2 separate regions of the Homo sapiens genome follow, and region 2 is linked to region 1. Evidence: chromatin loops called from intact Hi-C (ENCODE). Cell type or tissue: A673. All regions are shown on one strand. Each heading gives the region's core, and the rest is flanking DNA. Links, peaks and the distances in the headings are about the cores only. Region 1 overlaps SLC13A1 (solute carrier family 13 member 1). Region 2 overlaps LOC102724527 (a long non-coding RNA gene).

Region 1 (5,393 bases), core at 163-5,162:
TTGAATTCTCACAATAACCCTATCAACTGTGACTATTTTACATATGAAAAAATTAAGTCTTGGGAGAATCATGGACCTTTTTGTTGTTAAATTCATAATGTGGCCGGGTGCAGGGGCTCATGCCTATAATCCTAGCACTTTGGGAGGCCAAGGCAGGTGGATCACTTGAGATCAGGAGTTTGAGACCAGCCTGGCCAACATGGCAAAACCCCGTGTCTACTAAAAGTACAAAAATTAGCTGGGTATTACGGTGCATGCCTGTAATCCCAGCTACTCGGGAGGCTGAGGCACGACAATCACTTGGCAAAAGTTGCAGTGAGCTGAGATCGCACCACTGTCCTCCAGCCTGGGCAGCAGAGTGAGACCCTGTCTCAGAAAAATAAATAAGTAAGTAAAATAATTCACAATGTAAGTACCTGCAAATTGAGGATTTTTTAACCCAAGTGTTCTACCTGTTGAATCCACAGATTCCCATTTCTGCAATGGAATTGTCATCACAGTTCCAAACATATTAACAGTCATATATCTGTTTGTAGAATACTTTATTACTGACACTTATTACAATTGTTCAATCTTTCAAATCTTTTTTGAATTCCAAAGCCAAGCCTTCCAAAATTAATACCTCTGTTCACCATTCATTACTTAAGTTCACATGTTGGTCCCCAAACCCTACATAAATTGTCCCAAGAAAATAATTCCTTTTCACTTTAGTTAACTACCATTTGTGGTATTATTTTCAATGAAAAATGTTTTTCCTGTTTGTTAAGGGTGGTCAGCCAAGAGTTATCCCCTCTGAGCTGACCTGGGAAATCTGTTGGCACAAGTTAATTCAGTATTCCCTGAATATTTAATTCTCAGTATAAAGGAAGGTCTGTAGATCTATAGATGTCCTGAAGGGAAACAAGGGAGAGTTAACATAACATCTCTGTACTTGAATTCTCTGAATCAGGTAAGAATAATTTTTATAATTTTTGTGCTGCCCTTATGTTAAATCACCAATCCAATAAGGTTACTTACGTATTGAAATACTCTGCAAAGATCAAGTTGGTGGAGGTACCAGTGATTGTTGTCAGTCCACCAATGGTAGAAGAGTAGGCAATGCACAAACACGTAAGTTTACGTGTCACGTGGCCCTTCTTTGTTCGATATTTGGTTCTCATGCCTGAGTTCTGTTCAACAACAACAAAAAACTACCATGAGAACTGCTCTATATTTGTTATGGACTGAATATTTGTGTCCCACCACCCGCACCAATTCATATGTTGAAACCCTAACTCCTGATGTGATTGTATTTGGCAATGGGGCATTTGGAAGATACTGTACCTTCCTTTGAGGATGTGGCCCTGGTCTGATAGGATTATGTCATTATAAGAGGACACATGAGAGAGCTTGATTCCTCTCTCTCTCTCTCTCTCTCTCTCTGCTATGGAAAAAGCCACAAGAAGGCATCTGTCTGCAATGCCAGGAGAGAGCCCTCACCAGACACTGACCCTGCCAGACCCTGATCCAATCTTCAGAACTGCAAGAAATAAATTTTTATTGTTTAAGCCACTTAGTCTGTGGTGTTTTGTTATGGTGATATGAGCTGACTAATATAGCATTTATCTTTCCATCAATAGAGATGTAGCAATAAAAGTATTTAAGCTGAAGCCACTGAAATATTTTAAAAACCCAATTTCATTCATTTCTTCATCCTTCTTTCTTGTCTCTTACCCAACTCTTCCCCCATGTCTTTCCTTCTCACCACTACTCCCAAAGCTTTTCATTATTTTTCTGTTGATACTGGTGGTACATACTCAATAAGTCCCTAAACTTCTTTAAGAAGGGTTTCCCCATCTACACACCTTAATGGATGGTTCCCAGGGGATATTACTCCTGAAGTGGAATGTTTTCAACACCATATACCTCAGCATTGAGAGATAAGTCAGTGTCCTCTTTGCTCCCACTGTCTATTCCAGAACATTAATCCTCCACTCACACAAAAAATAAATCCATTTTTTTTAAGGATCATGTAACTTGGATATCTCTTTCTCTCCCCATTCCTTTGACCATTATATTTTGATCTCCTGGTCACCCACTGTCATTTAAGATAACATTTGCACTCAGCACTTAATCATCTTCCTTAGTCCAAATCTTGTCAGTGACTGAATGACTACACTATGTTCATGAATAGCCCTTCAAATATCCTGGCCTCACAGATTTTTTATCTCATTTCCAACGATTTTCAGTTCTCCACCTCAGTCACCCCACCCCCATAGTTATACCTTGGACAATGGCACATCCTGAAATGGTTTCACTTGGGGAATCACTAGTCCAAATGTAAGTGTTTTATTTAAGAGATGACTTTCTAGGGTGTAAGCCAAAAGCAACTTCATTCTTTTTCTCACCCATGACCCTGTAAACACCCTTTGTTGGTTTGATTCTTCCTCTTCCTGTGGCGAAATTCAAAGAAGAACCAATAACTTTTCCGGTCATTTCATTTAATGAATGGTTTTTCAGTTATGTTTAGTCAGGAGAATAGCTTCATTTCAGTAGTTAAACAGTGCCCTATTTAATAAGAAAAATCCCAAATTTTAAACTTAAGCATTCTCTTATCCCCTAGATCAGGCCTGCTTGAAAACCCATAGCTGGAAGGAGGTTTGTGAGTTTGACTTTCTCTTTCTCTCCTAGTTCCAATTCTTCTCACCACTTGCTACACTCAGTTTTTAAACCTTCAACATTTGGAATGTCAAGAGAAGAACAGGATCAGGAGAGGAGTGGTAAGGATTAGGAGAAGTCTTATTTGACTGTGTATTAATTTTAAAATGGTATTAGTACTTTCCAGGCATGGTGAATTTTTGAAATGACTCCATCTGGTGGGCAATTTTATGAGATTTTATGAGACTCCTATTATCCAAATAAGAACATCAGATTGTTGTTCTTTCTATGTAGGTAACACACATCTTCTGCCTGGTGACGTATGACACACTCATGGTGTCTGCATGTGATAGTCTACCTGGTCTCTTTATGTTGAAATCCACTTATGCTGTCAAAAATCCCTTCTGGAGGAAGTTGCCTTTCAAATGATCCCACATGACACTCCTCCCACATGTTTCCTACATATGGTCCAAGGGAAACAGTCACCTCTGTCCTGTTGTCAGTGACAGTGCAGCTGAAACTTGATTAGGTAAAGAAATTCAGCCACGAGTTTTTACTTTATAATTTTTCAAGAATGTGTCAAACACTAATCCGTTGACCTTTTCTAAGTCTAAGGTGGTAGATAGCAAGTTCTCCAAGTAGTAGTTTCTTAACGTCTATCTCACCTTGTTAAGTAGGAGACTCTTCCCTTCTTTCGACTGTGATGGTACAAGTGGCAGGGGGTTGGGGCACTGGGGAAATACTCCAACTTTCTCCATAAGCAGACTGTCTCTCAGCCTTCTCATTTTAAACACTAAGTTTAAGAGTCTAAAGCTGTTTTTTGGTCACCTCACTTGCAAGTACTGTGGAAATGAAATGCAAAAATACCTAAGTGTGTGCTTGATATTATAGTTACTCAGGGGTAGAAAGAGTATCATTTTACCATCCTGGTTATCAAGAAATTGGCACAGTTATCACAGTTTCTTCTTCCAACTTTGCTGTTGAATTAATTCTATCTCTACAGTCCTTCAACTGCACTGGCAAATCTAAGTCAATAAAGTATGTAGTTATGCCCAGTTATGGTCCTCTCCTTTCTTTACTTCCATCCTTATTCAGTTTAGATTCCATGGTACACCATTTCAATAAATTTTCTTAAAAAAACTCCAAACTCTCTTTCTTGTCTTTTCTTGAATGGTAGTTCTTTATGAAAATTCCAACTGATTTATAAACCCAACCATTCTCTCTCTCCATGTCATGTCTGCTTCTGAGTAGCCAGCTACTGTTGTTAAAAATTACATGCACAGTAGAGCAGATGGGATCATTCATGATCACAAACATCCAGTGCTGTAATGATGTTGCTCCTCTACCCTACTGTGTTTGCATAACCAAATTACTCTACCTCTTTCCACAAGGAAATATAAAACCTTCTTTATTATCTCTATACGTCCCTCTTAATGGTCCTTCTCAGTCTTTACAAGTAGCTTTGCCTCCTACTTCACAGAGAAAATAGAAGCCAGCAGACAATGGTATCACTGTGAAATGTAGAAACCTACTTGCATTTGCCCCATCTTCCTGTTCTCTACATAATTAATAGAGTCAATGTTTCTCCTCCAACTTCTTGTTTCTGGACCACAGTCTCTCAGATTTTCTCAGAAACCTTCCACTACAGACTATTGGAATTTTCATCAACATTTAATTATTTTTGAGCCATCCTTACAGAAGAAAAACAAGAAAGACTTCTTAACCCTCCTTTCAAGTAAACTATTGTCCTAACTCCATTTTCACAGCCAAACTACTCGAAAGAGTTGTTTACATTCACTGACTCCATTTTCTTAGACACTTCCATCTTGCTTGTCTCCTCATTCCACCCACAATGCACTTCCTGTGATTATCAGTAATCCCCTCAGTGCTAAGTTCAATAGGAACCTTTCAATCTCAACTTTGTAGTCCCCTTAGCAAGCATCTAAAAGAGTTTATCTCTTCTTTTTACTGAAAAAACTCTGCTTTGGGTTTCTGTGATATCTCACTCTTTGGATTTTTCTATCTCTGCCTGTTTTTCTGTCTCCCTTGCCAGTTATTTTGCCTTCCATCCTTCCTTAAAACTGGAATTTCTTTAAGCTGTCACAGGCCCTTGTCTCTCCTCACTCTAATGTTTCTCCTTTAAAAATATCTTATTTTTATTGATTTAATGACTATTTTTATGCCAGATCACCAAACTTCTGTCTTCAGCCAGGCTCCTCCATCTAGACCCATGTATCCAATTGCCTGTTCAACATAATTTGAGGGCCAGGCACAGTGGCTCATTCCTGGAATCTCAGCACTTTGGGAAGCCGAGGCAGGTGGATCACTTGAGGTCAGGAATTCTAGACCAGCCTGGCCAACATGGTGAAACCCTGTCTCTACTAAAAATACAAAAATTAACCATGCTTGGTTGCAGGCACCTGTAATCCCCACTACTTGGGAGGCTGAGGAAGGAGAATTTCTTGAACCTGGGAGGCAGAGGTTGCAGTGAGTCAAGATTGCATCACTGCACTCCACACTCCAGCCTGAGCAATAGAGCAAGACCCGTCTCAAAACAAAACAAAACTATATATATATATTTGAATATATGTGTGTGTGTGTGTGTGTGTATATATATATATATATGTATATGTATAATATCTTCAATAAAACTCCAATCTGAAAATGTTCAGGACCAAGGCTATTACTTCTTTTGTCAAACCTAGTTTGTCAGGATCACTTATATAAGCTGATGTCATCACCATCACTATAACAAC
Region 2 (5,393 bases), core at 55-5,054, 930 kb before region 1:
GTACAAGGGAATTTGAACACAAAGGCCTGAAGTTGAAAGCCCCAAAACTGAAAATGCTCCAAGTAATCCATGACTCACCTTGTTTGTATAATTGCAACACACAAACATACAAGTTAATCCTGTCTGGAGTACAAAGATGACATGAGCCAACGACTTCATGGCTAAACTCCTGGTTGGGTCAAGATTCTGAGTACAGTACAACTGGCTTTGCAACAGTCAGATGATACTGTATCTGGGCTATCTGATATAGAAGAATATGTAGAGAGGAAATGTGAGTGGCAAAAAGAATATCGAATTCCCGGCCCAACCCAGAATATTCTAAGTGTTGGCAATAGTAGAAAAGGCTATGGCTGCTGAGACGTCCTTCCAACAATAAAATTGTCTCTTTATGAGATCTTCGAATGATAAAGTAAAGTTTTGCATTTAAATGTAATCAAGTTGTTTAAAAATACATAGCAATGGAAAATGTTAGGAAATTCTACCTAAACACAAATGTGTAAAATGATAGTTAATTTTATTTTTGACATTAGTTTAGCATTCCAGCTAAACCTGGGTAAAATTTGAGATTTTAATGAGATGCTCATATAAGGAGAGCTAAATTTCAATATAGCTGTAGTTTTCCTATAGCAGAAACTGCTCATTTAATTCGACAGAAGAGCTATAAATTCAAGCATAAGTGCCAATACATACGGTAACAAAAAAAATCATAAAAGAAACTCTCTTTCATATTTAACACTGGTTCTCTGCCCCAACTACAATTAGATTCACTTGGGGAAATTTTTAAAAAATATTGATGCCTGGACGCCACTCCAGGTTAATTGTGTCATAATGAAATGGGGAGTGGGGGGGTGGGAAGGCACAGATGAAGCTCAGAAGCTCCTCAGGTGACCCTGTTCTGCACCACGATCTACAACGATTCTCAATCTTGCTGTACTTAGAATCACCTGGGGAAGAAACCGCTGCAGACCAAATTGCATCTTAGATCCATTAAATCAGAAACTTGGATTGCTGGATTCAGGTACAAGTATTTTTAAAGCTCCCTAAGTGATTATAATGTATAGCCAAAGTTGAGAACTACTGCTTTGGAGCCACTGGTCTAATGGAACAAATTGCATTGATTTACTTCCCTTAATATTACTATGTATAACTAACTAAATAAGATGTATTATTTTATGTTTCTTCTTAATATTGGCATAAACCAATAAATTAGTGTATGTATGTTTCATTGTTAGAAGAATATATGAATATTATTTTTGTACCAGATATTCCATCAGGAGCAGAAACGTTCACAGAAAAGGGGCACAAATTTTAGGGGCAGAGTAAGATGTGAACCATACAATCAGCTCTGAGCATCCTCCTCTGCCCATTTGCCTCATATGGTTTTAAGGATGGTAAGTGCAGATAAAGCTGTGAATGAGAAGAGGAACAGAGCAGTCATCATGGAACATGAGAGAGAAGCTATGTATTCAAGGCCCCAGAACCACAAGTAGAAGGAGCCTGGATCCCAGATAATTTTGTGGGTCCCATAGTCCTGAATTGCCTGCCCAGGCTTTAACATGAAAGAGAACAATTTCTCTATTTCATTTAAACCACAGTTATTACAGGGTCTCTTTCAACAGCCAAACCTATTACCTAACTAACACAAGTCATGACCAGGTAGTCTTGCTAACAGAATATCTCATATTCAATTAAGTGTTTTAAATATATACCATTGTTACTGCACCTGAACAACCGAAAACTTCTGTGAGAAGACCAAAAATCTATACTTAGTAGAAATTTTCCTTCTTAATTTTAGCATCTACAGAAATGTGCCCCATATTTTGTCCTGTGAATGACTTTCAAAAGTTCAGACTTGTGTAATGCCCTATAAGTTGAACCAAATATTAATTTCTTTGCAATATATAAAGATTTTATTTAACATAGTGTAATATAAAGATAATATATGTCTAATGTAGTAGATGTCAAGTACAGTATGTGTTTGGTATTTAGACCTTATAAAAAAAATTTTTCTAGCTCTTGTCTACCATGTAGGTAACATATTCCCATTTTATAAATAAAGCAATTCCAGAACATGTTTCAATTCTCTTAATTCCATGGTTTTTTCTATATTATCTCATGTTGCAGTTAAATTTAATTTCAAATTTATACTATTTTAAAATCATTATTGGTATTTCTGCAAATTGTAGTTAGTTTCCATTTGAAATTATTTTCCTCACAATTGTGCTTATGCTGCAATTCACAATGATGACACTGGATGGCACCAAATTTTACCTTTTAAAGTTGATTTTCCATTTAAACTATGACTGGTGCACAGCAAATATTTAAGTTACAGAACTTACTCAAAAACTGAATACTTTAATCACATAAATACAAACCCTAATTCCCAAGTCAATGATAAAAACCAACATAATTGCACCACATGTTTGTAACTGAAGAAACAAATTATGTGCATAAATGAAGATTACAATTCTAAAGTGCTGACTGAAAGTGTATTGTATGTAATAACATCAATGGGTGTTTAAACTTGAAATTGTGTAAACCAAAGGAAAACTGTTCAAATACATGAGTCACAGCAAATTCTAGGAAACTTGTAGTATCAAGACAAAGAAAGTAATGCAAATATGCTCCAGTCATAAGATTTCAGGTTGGAGAATACCTAAAGCTTACTGCAACCATCTATTTTCTTGGACAATCTACTCTGAGAGTTCACTCTGATGTTTCATGCCCTTGGTGAGTTTTCTAGTCTTGCCATGGTCCATAATTTTCATATCAGTATGGCCGTCACTTGAAGGTAATAAGCCTTCAAGATGCAGTTCCTGGAAGATGAGTTCCTGGCTCAGGCTTCCTCTTTCCTCTTCCCTCTGAAGGGAATTTATACATTGAATCCCAAATTGTATATGCTGGCTGATTGTGCATCATAACCAGTCTTTGCACACACTACCACTCAAAAATTAAGTGCACAAGAGAAGGAGGAAAACCAGAAGAGTATAATACAATGGAAGGCAAGATAAGAACCTTGTGAGACTACTACTTTCTTCCAATTGAGCAGACCATTAGCTGGGCGTTGTGGCGGATGCCTGTAATCTCAGCTACCGGGAGGCTGAGGCAGGAGAATCGTTTGAGCCCTAGAGGTTGCAGTGAGCACGAGATCATGCCACAGCACGGCAGCCTGGGCAACAGAGCAAGACTTCGTCTTAAAAACAAACAAACATAAAACAAGCAATTAGACCAAAAATATTTGTAATTGTCCTTGACTCCTCTGTTTTTCTCACATTGCAGACCCAATCCACTAGCAGAGCTCATTGACTGTCTTCAAACATGCACAGTACAGGTCACTTCACTCCACTTCCTCTACTATAACTCCAGTCTAAGCCACAATCACTTCTTGCCTTGGTTATTTCAATGGTGTCATAACTGGTCTTGCTGCTACCACCTTGCTTCCCCCAACCACTGTCAACACAGCTACCACAGTGATCCTGTTAAATGTGATGTATCACTCTGTTGTTCAAAGTCCTTCAATGGCTTTCTCATCTTCATTGGTTGGAAAAAATATGACTTTTTAGGTTAAATCTTTATATTTCCTTATGGCAAAAATATGCATTGTCATTGTAATGAAATCCATCATTTCTAAAATGGATAATATAGTGAAATTCCCAGATAACTTTCTCATCCTAGTAAATACTACTGTTGATAGATTGATACGGATACACATTTTATACAAATGGGATTGTAATATAATATTCTTCTGCAAATTACTTTATTGGCTTAACTTTATATCTTTGGACATTGCTCTATGCCACCATATATATATATATATATATATATATATATATATATATATACACACACACACACACACACACTTACCTCACTTTATTATCTGCAGCACAGTGGTTCATTGAATGGTTTTGCTGTGATTTAATTCACCAATATCCAATATATGGACATTGGATTTAGTTTAGAAAGCTTTTTAACAACAGTACTGCAGTGATCATCACTGCATAAGCATTTTTTTATACATATGAGTATATGTCTGTGGGTAAAGTCCTAGAAATGAAATTGCTGGGCCACAGGGTGTAAGAGACATAAATTAGTGTGATTGCCTTAATTCTCCTAGTTGCCATATCTATTCTCCAGTCCTTCTTGTAAGGAAAACCTCTTCTTCTTCCCAGTTCTTCTCAGGTTTTACATGGAAATCACAGTGTTTTGATATGCCCCTCGTATCCCCTGGCCATGGCAGAGTTGATTCTCTCCATCCTGTAGATGAGATTAATGAGTCTCAAAGAGCTATGGTAAATGGACAGATTCCACATGTTTAGTGAGTGTATGAAATAAAAGTCAAATCAAAGTCCATATGAACACAAAAGTTGCGTTCATTATCCTGTGTTGTGCTTTTATACATATATAAATAATTCTGTTGAAAACATCTGAATATGGAAGCTAATTGGCTTCTATGGGACTCGAGATCTAGACTCTGGTTAAGTTTGTGCATTTCTGAGCAAGAATAAAGGAGAAAGTCCCAACCCTTGCATCTAAATATTTTGGCTTCACAGTAATACAAATCAATGCTTCCCAATATTCATGGACTGAGTATTTTACATTTCATCTGGATGTTTGGGGGTGGTGGAGAACAACAGAATGTGATTGAGCACATACAGTGCTCCAAGAGAGATGTTTCTGTTCATTGTGGCATTTGTAATTCGAGGAAGAAAAACTGGTAGCAATAGAAACATTCATTTATTTGGGCCAGATAAAGCACTCAGATACTGTTGATATTTATAAGCCATAATATAGTTGTAGCGATAAGGCAAAAATAAGGCTGCGAAATTCCTTGTGTTACATGGGACATGTTTCAAGGAGAGATGTTTGTTTCTCTGTGGCAAAATTTTCTATTACTCTTCTCTGAAATCACTGTGGTCTGGAGCAACCTTACCCATCCAATCCCCATGTGGTTCTCAAGCAGACAGTATTGCGTGTGGAGCAAACCTAAAAAGTGAGTCAATCTGCTTCAACACAGCCCCTTTCTTAAAGTATATATATTTCCTGTTATAATAAAACCAACATCAACATGAGATGATGATAAGGATGATGATGATAAGAAGAGTTAACATATACTGAGCATCTATAGTTATGCCCAGGCACCATGGTCTATGGCCATAACCTTATCAAATGTTCTTAACATTATGTGAAACATGTATCATTATTACCCTCATTTTACAGAAGAGAATACAGAGTTCCTAGTAACTGCCCAGATAAACATAGGATCATGATTCAAATCTAAATCAGCCAGATTCTTAATGCCCTTGTTCTCATAATGCCCTCTTATGTTGCCCCCAAAGAGGCCAGAGGCCACAAGGACTTGTCCTTCTCCATGTTCCAGATTTCTCCATGCC

The links. Peaks named below come from ENCODE experiments on the same cell type or tissue, not always from the same donor. Only the 100,000 strongest peaks of a DNase experiment are listed, where the experiment ranks them.
Region 2: it touches region 1 in a loop (5-fold over the local background); 35 of 110 quality-filtered maps call a loop at or near these places.

The regions. Positions count from the first base shown.
Region 1 is chr7:123,146,142-123,151,534 of GRCh38, forward strand. SLC13A1 (solute carrier family 13 member 1) reads right to left here. Exons shown (of 15, transcript NM_022444.4): 7 at 1,018-1,169. Among named protein-coding and RNA genes, the nearest start is that of SLC13A1, 51 kb to the right of the region's middle. In A673, for the core only: a CTCF peak has its summit at 2,846 (motif pointing left); no DNase peak of the experiment used is centred there.
Region 2 is chr7:122,217,204-122,222,596 of GRCh38, forward strand. LOC102724527 (a long non-coding RNA gene) reads left to right here. Exons shown (of 6, transcript XR_007060500.1): 6 at 939-2,074. Among named protein-coding and RNA genes, the nearest start is that of AASS, 76 kb to the left of the region's middle. In A673, for the core only: a CTCF peak has its summit at 2,241 (motif pointing right); a DNase peak (open chromatin) is centred at 2,268.